2 separate regions of the Homo sapiens genome follow, and region 2 is linked to region 1. The links are chromatin contacts, found by Hi-C or POLR2A ChIA-PET in ENCODE. All regions are on one chromosome and are shown on one strand. Each heading gives the region's core, a stretch centred on a gene start or an enhancer-like site at or near the end of the contact. The rest is flanking DNA. Distances are from core to core; before and after follow the strand shown. Region 1 holds the start of EPC1 (enhancer of polycomb 1). Region 2 has its middle 37 kb from the start of IATPR.

Evidence for each region. Hi-C counts contacts between places; a loop is a spot of excess contacts on that map. ChIA-PET counts read pairs that join two places held with the same protein, here RNA polymerase II (POLR2A). Pooled maps may share reads with other maps.
Region 2: a loop to region 1 is called in a pooled map, with 2.4 times the contacts of the local background. The contact joins the enhancer-like site here to the promoter of EPC1 in region 1. A Hi-C loop is called at or near these places in 1 of 168 maps with a recorded cell type or tissue (CD4-positive, alpha-beta T cell) and 1 of 50 pooled maps. POLR2A ChIA-PET finds 5 or more read pairs at or near these places in 3 of 52 experiments (Panc1, activated CD4-positive, alpha-beta T cell and activated T-cell).

What each region holds. Positions count from the first base shown.
Region 1 is chr10:32,345,137-32,348,681 of GRCh38, forward strand. EPC1 (enhancer of polycomb 1) reads right to left here and starts at 2,022. Exons shown (of 14, transcript NM_001272004.3): 1 at 1,627-2,022. The coding sequence starts at 1,779. It overlaps EPC1-AS1 (EPC1 antisense RNA 1), which reads left to right and starts at 2,228. Exons shown (of 2, transcript NR_104163.1): 1 at 2,228-2,339. RefSeq lists silencers at 1,053-1,332, 2,003-2,472, 2,483-2,612 and enhancers at 1,553-1,652, 1,673-1,732.
Region 2 is chr10:33,152,115-33,155,659 of GRCh38, forward strand. No RefSeq gene overlaps it. Among named protein-coding and RNA genes, the nearest start is that of IATPR, 37 kb to the left of the region's middle. Within about 2 kb of position 1,997, at least 5 of the 41 ENCODE cell types and tissues checked have a DNase peak (open chromatin) inside an H3K27ac peak, as active enhancers do; they include CD4-positive, alpha-beta T cell and Panc1, where a contact is called at or near this core.

The DNA of each region.
Region 1 (3,545 bases), core at 772-3,271:
AAAAACAAATCACTTATTAAAAAATAAACAAATGGCCATGCTACTCTAAAGTTGATACAAGTAAAATAAATTAAGAGGTAGTGTCTCATGAGACAATGTGCTGAAAGTCAGTGCCCAACTAGACAATCTGAGCTACTACATACACTTGGCTTATCTGTAAAGTTAGATTTAAGACACTACTCTCAAAAGTAACATTTCACTGTCACAGCTATTTCACTTTAAAAGGTTAAACAACCCAAAGAGTTTAAACAGTTTTATTTCCAAAAACAACATTACAGAGCATAATTTCTACATTAAAAATTCTTACAGTACCAAGAGAAGTATTACAGTACAATTTTCCACAACAAAATTGTAGCACACAAATCCACGCGACTCCTGGACTTCCTTGAACTGTCAATACACTGCACCCTGTTTAAATGGCTGTACCTGAAAACCAAGGTATGCAATTCCTTAGGATTAGAAGTCATCAAGTTATACTGTCAAGGATCTGGGGGAAATGAGAGGAAGATTCTATTATCCTGGTGTCCGAACCCAACTTCCACAACAAGGTAAAGCCACAGCGATGGTAAAATGTCTATTAGTTGTCAACATTTACGTGCTGAAACCCACCCAATTTAGACATCTCAATATTAAGATTTCTGTGAATCAAGTCACTTAGTTTTAGTTCGGTTTTGAATAAGAAAGGATCCTCCTTCGAAATTTAGATCTATAAAAGTTACTTAAATTGGGTCTTTTCTCCCCCTATGTTGAGATACCAGAGAGCAGGAGAACTTAAATTTATTTTACAAATAGGTAAGGTTACAGGCTTCAGAAGAGAGAGGTACTCCAAACAAATCTGCAAGATATTCGCAAGGATCACAGAAAAAGTCAGGGATAGTGGTTTATTATCCTCCGACCAACTAGCTCTGGAGAGGGATGGATACAAACGTCCCAGAAAGAGGACACTGAAAGTAAGTCTTATCTTCTAGAAAAGTAAGTCGTCCGGGCAAACACGCTGCACCCTCGACATTTCCTTGCAGAGGGGGAGAAAAGCCTCATAGAGCAGCAGGCGACATGACATGCCCGTCTGAGGCTCCACGTGGGGGCTGCACTGAGCCCAACAAGCTTCCCAGACCATGGGGCAATCAAATTCCCCGACTGTGCACAGAACCTGCGCTCCCGGCCCGGGCAGCGGCGCGCAGGCCGCAGTGGCCCTGGAGCGCCACCCAGCGGCCCACGGAGAGGCCTGTAGGCGGGTCCTCCACGGCTCCCGACTCGCCGCACCCCCACAGCCACCCAGCCCGTTCCCCTCTCCGGATGCACAAGGCCCAACCCAAGAACTAAGACACAAAATGGCTGCCGGCAGCTTCGTCACGTGACCCCTTTGTGCCTTTCGGGCCCCCGAACTCCGCGGGACCCGGGTACAAGTGGCCAGGGTCAGCGGGTGGCCTTAGAAGGGGCCCCGCTGGGCCGCGGCGGCCGGGGGTCGAGGCTGGGGGAGGCGGGGTATAGGCCCGGCCGGCGACTGAGAGTCGGCGGCGAAGAGAAGATGGCGGCCATTTTGTGTGGGTTTGCTGCTCCGCCGCCGCCGCAGGCAGCAGAGGGAGCGGGCCTGACGGTGGGTCGGACAGGGGAGTTAACACGTACCGACTCCTCTTCCTTCTCCATTCCGGTGGGCATCTGCGGCACGGCCCTGTTTATCGAGGCGTATTCGTGCAGGTCGGGCAGATCCTCACAGCGGAAAACCGGCAGCGGCTTCGAGGCGTCTAGCGCCCGCGCCCGAAACGACAGTTTACTCATCTCAGGCGCAGCAGATACCTCTCCGCTCTGGGGAAACGGCCCCGGCCAGCGGGATCATGGAGAACCGGGGGTTCGGTCCCCACTCGCCAACCGCTGCCGGGGACTTGAGGGGCGGAGCGCAGAGCCCGCCGTCCGGGCACTAACACCAGCCGGGAGGGTGGGAGGCTGTGCCGCTCCGCTCCTCTCTCGCTCGCTCTCTTCAATACGCCATGGCCAACATGGCGGACATTAAAACTCCACTGTGCGCTCTTCAGCCAACCCCAGCCATTCCCCACACTGCATCGCGCAGCGGCGCGGGCACGCGGGCGGGGGGAGGGAGCGCGGGCTCGAGGCCGGCGCCGGCACGAAGCGCGCGTCCCGCCAACCCCCGGCACCCGCCGGCCTCGCTTCCCGCGCCTCGCTGCTCCGGGCCCCCGCCCTTCGCGGGTCCGGGGGCGGACAGGGCGGACTGGGCGCTCGGACACCGGGCGCCGGCTCTTGGGTCGTGCTCTCCTGCAGCGCACACGCTCACTTTCTCACGCTCGCTCCCTCCCGGCGCCGCTTTCTGACGGGCGAACAAGGTGCGGGAAAACTCTCTCCACCAGCACGCCGCCGTTTGGAAAGGCAGCTGGGGAGAGTGGCAGGCGGGGCTCGGGCCCCGGGCACCTGGGGCTCGGAGGGCTCGGACCTCTGGGGTGCTCGCCAGCGGCTGCCCCGGGGCCACGGCCGCCCCCACGGGGCTTCGGAGGGGCGCTCCAGAGGCGCCGCGCGCCGCCGTCTGCCGCGGGGGGCGAACGCACAGCCTAGTTCCCGCGGCGCCTTAGGTCTTTACGATAAAAATACAAACTGAATTAGGGGCAGATGCTACTTTGAGTAAACTTTTATCAGCAGTTATTTTTATGTCCTAATGCAACTTTGGATTATAATGTTTTATAGGCACCGCATCAAGTCATTGATCCGTTTCCCACGCATTGGGCTTAATATAAATGATAGGTATCCTATTCTACAAAGTAGATTTTTTTAAATCCTGCATTTTCATCTACACATATTTACTTTTTAAATAGTAACTGAAGCAAAGGAAATTATTACCCACCACTATAACATTTAAAAGCAAGATCTACTTCAGAATTTAAAGCCAGTTCTTTATATCTAGCTCATGATTCTGTACTCAAAGAGACTGCGGCTTCATCATAGCCGTGGGTTCACACTTTCATCATTTGTCCTCTGAAAAACTTTGTAACATTGAATCATATAAAGACCTGTCGTACTCCCGCCAAACAAAAAGCTGAATTATTAGATTTAGATGGATATGATAGATGGGTGGCATCGGTTTATATTACACATGAAAATGGGTATCCTGAGATCTCTTCGTTGTTGTTGTTGTTAATAGGGAAGATTGTTGGGGTGGGTTTAATAAATTGGCAGCCAAATTTCAATTCGAGTTTCAATTTGTATCTTAGTGCACAATTTTGTATCTTGTGCAACAAGATACAAAAAGATACAAAAATGTTTTGAGTTGCTTTTCTCCCTGGGAACTACGTAGTAAAAGTAATCACGCTCCTTAAATACTGGGCTTGATATGAGCTGTCACTAGCTTAGGGCACACAGGCAAACTGCTAGCCTCCAGGCTGGTTTAGCCAGCTCCCGCGGGGTAGGGAGAAAACAGGACGGATTGCAGTTCTCCAAAATTATACTTAAACTCCGATATTGGCAGCTCACTTAAGTGAGGCATAAGGACGTTCACCTGCATTTCCTACACAGAGACCGTGCCTTTATTCATTCAATGA
Region 2 (3,545 bases), core at 747-3,246, 810 kb after region 1:
AGTGGATGAAGGGTAGTAGAAGGTGTGAACCAGAAAAAACTGATTTTGTTAACCAACCTCAGTGAAACTGTGGAGAACCCATGTTTTCTAAGATCCCACGCTCTGAGAAAGTTTGCTGTTTGGTTCGCTTTGATGGGAAAGGGCAGCCCGTTCTTGTGGAGGGGCCAAGCCTCATGGGTCACTTTGACATAGGGAAGCAGCCTCGGTTTCCAAACCAGACGATAAGAAGTTTGAACACAACATTCCACAGTTATCTTAACTTTGCTGTTTCCAAGGAAACAGGACCCTGAGTCCAAGTCTTAGACCTGCTGGTTATCAGACTATGATGTTCCCAATAGAATCTACAAAGAAAAAAAAAGTTCGTGATGGGACTTGGCCAAGACCACATAAATTTACAGCGTGCCTCCCAGGCCATCCCACAGCTGCAGAGGGATGGGCAACCTCTGTCCTTTTGAGCAATTATTGCTTTCCTACCTAATGGCGACTTCTTTCCCAGTGACTCCCTCAGCCCCACTTCACTCTTCTTCCTCCTGAATAATGATTGCTGCATACCTAGTTTCTAAACGCCTGTTCTTCATGGCAGCGTCCAATATAGAGCTTTCCATCTTCCCTAGCCCCTCTTAAAAATCATTCTGCACAAGCCCAAAACCCATAACAAGCCCCGCTGCAACCCCATCTTAATGAGATGCTCCACAATTCCCGTGGTGTTCCATCAACCTTGTCGTAGCTGGTTAACAAACCTATTTTTTTTTTTTTTTTGGCCACAAGTATGTTCTTAGTAATCCTTATTTGATGGACTTTATCAAAGGGTAGAGGTTGGCAAAGATGGGATTCTTCTCCTTCAAGAGGTACATGTTTTGCAACCAGATTTCTGAGAAGACTTAATAGTAACAAGCCCCGAGTTGCAGTGTTTGCCAGCCTTTGTGGTGTAACTACTCAACATTCTGGTCAATTTCAAGCTACCAGCATGATGCCATTTTGAACACAGAGTTGGGAAGAGATGCACTCAATCAGCTTTTGGGGGTCTTCACAAGTTGGCTTCAGCAAACCACTGTCCCCAACTTACCCATCTTTCTCAAACAAGAACTTTTTTTTCTCATGGAGTTTTCCAGATTTGTTTCTCCACAGAGTAGCTTATGATCTTGTATCCCCCTGAACTTGAGCAAGGAATCTGGTGCTAAGCTGATGTATAAGCAGGTTCTGAGGAATGTCATGACAAATAGACATCACCAACACAGATCCTGCATGTAAAAATTGACGAATGGGAAACAGCCCAGAGATTCAGAGACTAGTAAACGCCCATTCATATAGTTACCGTTGGTTGCTTCTTGGAAGGTAGCTTCACAGCTAGGACTGAAGCCCCATGGTTTCATCTTAGAGAAGAGATACACACCCTCTTAGGTATCAACATGAGCTCATCTTGCTTTGGCCCAGGCTTAATGAAAGCCTTGAGAAAGACCTGGCTTTTTTTTTTTAATCATACAAAGAAAATTATCTTTGTGGAATATCTGTGAAGTGATTATAGATAATGGTCCACGATCTGATGGCTACAAGTTCAGCCACTTGGCTGAGAAACGAATTCCCTATCTGCTACTCCAAGACCTCATTATGTGCTCACGCTGGCAAATTGGTAACGAAAAGACTTAAAAAGTTTCTGAGAGCAAAGCAGCTCCTTTCTTAGCCTGACTGGCCTACAGAGCAGGGCCCTTGGGAGCAGAGAACTAAATTCAATGCAAATTTCAAACAAGATTACCAGTGGCTTCTCATCCTCCTGGAAGTTTGAGAATGTGTAGACTGTACAAAGCCAACAGACAAAGATGGAAACACCGTAACTGAAGGGAGGAAAAAAGAAAATGGTTTAGGCTAGGCTAAGAAGGTTGGTATTATTTTTCTAAAGAGGCATAAGCTCCTTTGACAAGAATACAAAGGAAATGGATCTTACTTTCAGTTCAGCACTTTACTCAGCAAACTCGTGTAGTATCTTTCTTGTGCTGGAGAAATCAGAATGAAACTCTGTGTCTACTGAGAGAGATGGGTATGGGAGGCAGTTACTTGCTTCTTTGCTGTCACATCCAGTCCTTGGCCATTCTCTGAAATCTGCATTTCCCAGATAGCCTTAGCAACAGGCGTTGGTCTCTGTTTAAGGCCGTGGGGACACTGGCTTGAGATTGGAGGATGGGTATTGGGTAGATGGTGGGAGAATCATCCCCATCTCTCTTTGCTTCAGGTGGTGTTCCAGTGATCCTAGTTCCACTGGACCAGATCTAGCCAGGGAGCCTTGACTGCTGGGCTCTGGTAACAGCTTATGCTTTACCTTTGTTCTTTTAGCCCTGTGACTGCTAGCAGCTTCCTAGTGTAACTAAAATCTGAGATGCCCCCTTACGTCTTCTTTGGTTTATTCACTCTCTCAACATCTTTGTAACTGGCTTATTGCATTAAATTCCTCCTGTTGAACTACCTGGAAAGGGCTTTATTTTATTGACCATAGCCTGACAAATACAGAAAACAAATACATAATTTAATTATAATATGATGCTGCTATAAATAGCGCCTGTACAAGGCCCTCTGGAGACACAGATGGTGGCTGTCTCTCTCTCTCTCACTTGCGGGGACAAAGAAGAATCTCATTGAATGGAAAATTTGAGCTGCAGCTCCAAGAATGAGTAGAAAATCCCAAGGGAATGGGGAGGGAGTATTCCAGGCATTTTCCAGAAGTATGGCAACGTGACAAAATACGAAGTTTTAGAGGAATGGCAAATACTCACCAACCATTGAATAATGGGTCAAACACAAAACAAGCAGACTACTCAGAGCTTAGATATTCAGATTTCAGTTTTTATGCCTGTCGGCATCACTAATGCCACAGAAGCCTCAAATTCCCCTGGACTTGGAGAATGGAAGGGATCACCTGAAAATCGCTGGAAAACTTAGGACTCTGTCCTCCTTCTCTACCAATGCAAAGGGCTATTCGCCTTACTAGCAATCTCTGGGGAAACTTTAAACAATGTATTTGCAAATGATACTTATTTAAAATCTTTAAACTGCAAGACACTATTGTTGGAAATCAGATTGTCATCTTCTGAAAGATTCACTTCTTACTTGCCTCTCTTCTGCAAGAGTGAAGGGTCGGGAAGAGACTTCCGAAGTCACTGATGAACAAAATAAACCAGGGCTTGGAAAGGGCCCAGAGAACATCTGTTTAGTCTTTTTCTTTTGGTAGTGACAAAAATGGTGTCTAAGACTTAATCATCACCCCTTCCTAAAATACACACATATGGGAAGCAATGGTGGTCTTTCTGCTCTGGGGGTGGTTCACAGCTTTCAGTTTGGAGCTGAAGACTGCCACCACACACACCATTCTCATTAAAGCAGAATGACTTGCTTGCCTTCAAGGATGATATTTCCATTTCTATGCTTTAGTGCATCTTTCTGTAGTAGCAGAGAATGGTGTATTTTCAAATATGCTCCCTGTTCATGTATCACTTAATGCTCTCACAAGACCGTGATCAGCTGGCACAAATGGAAAGAGTTCAGTTACTTGCCCA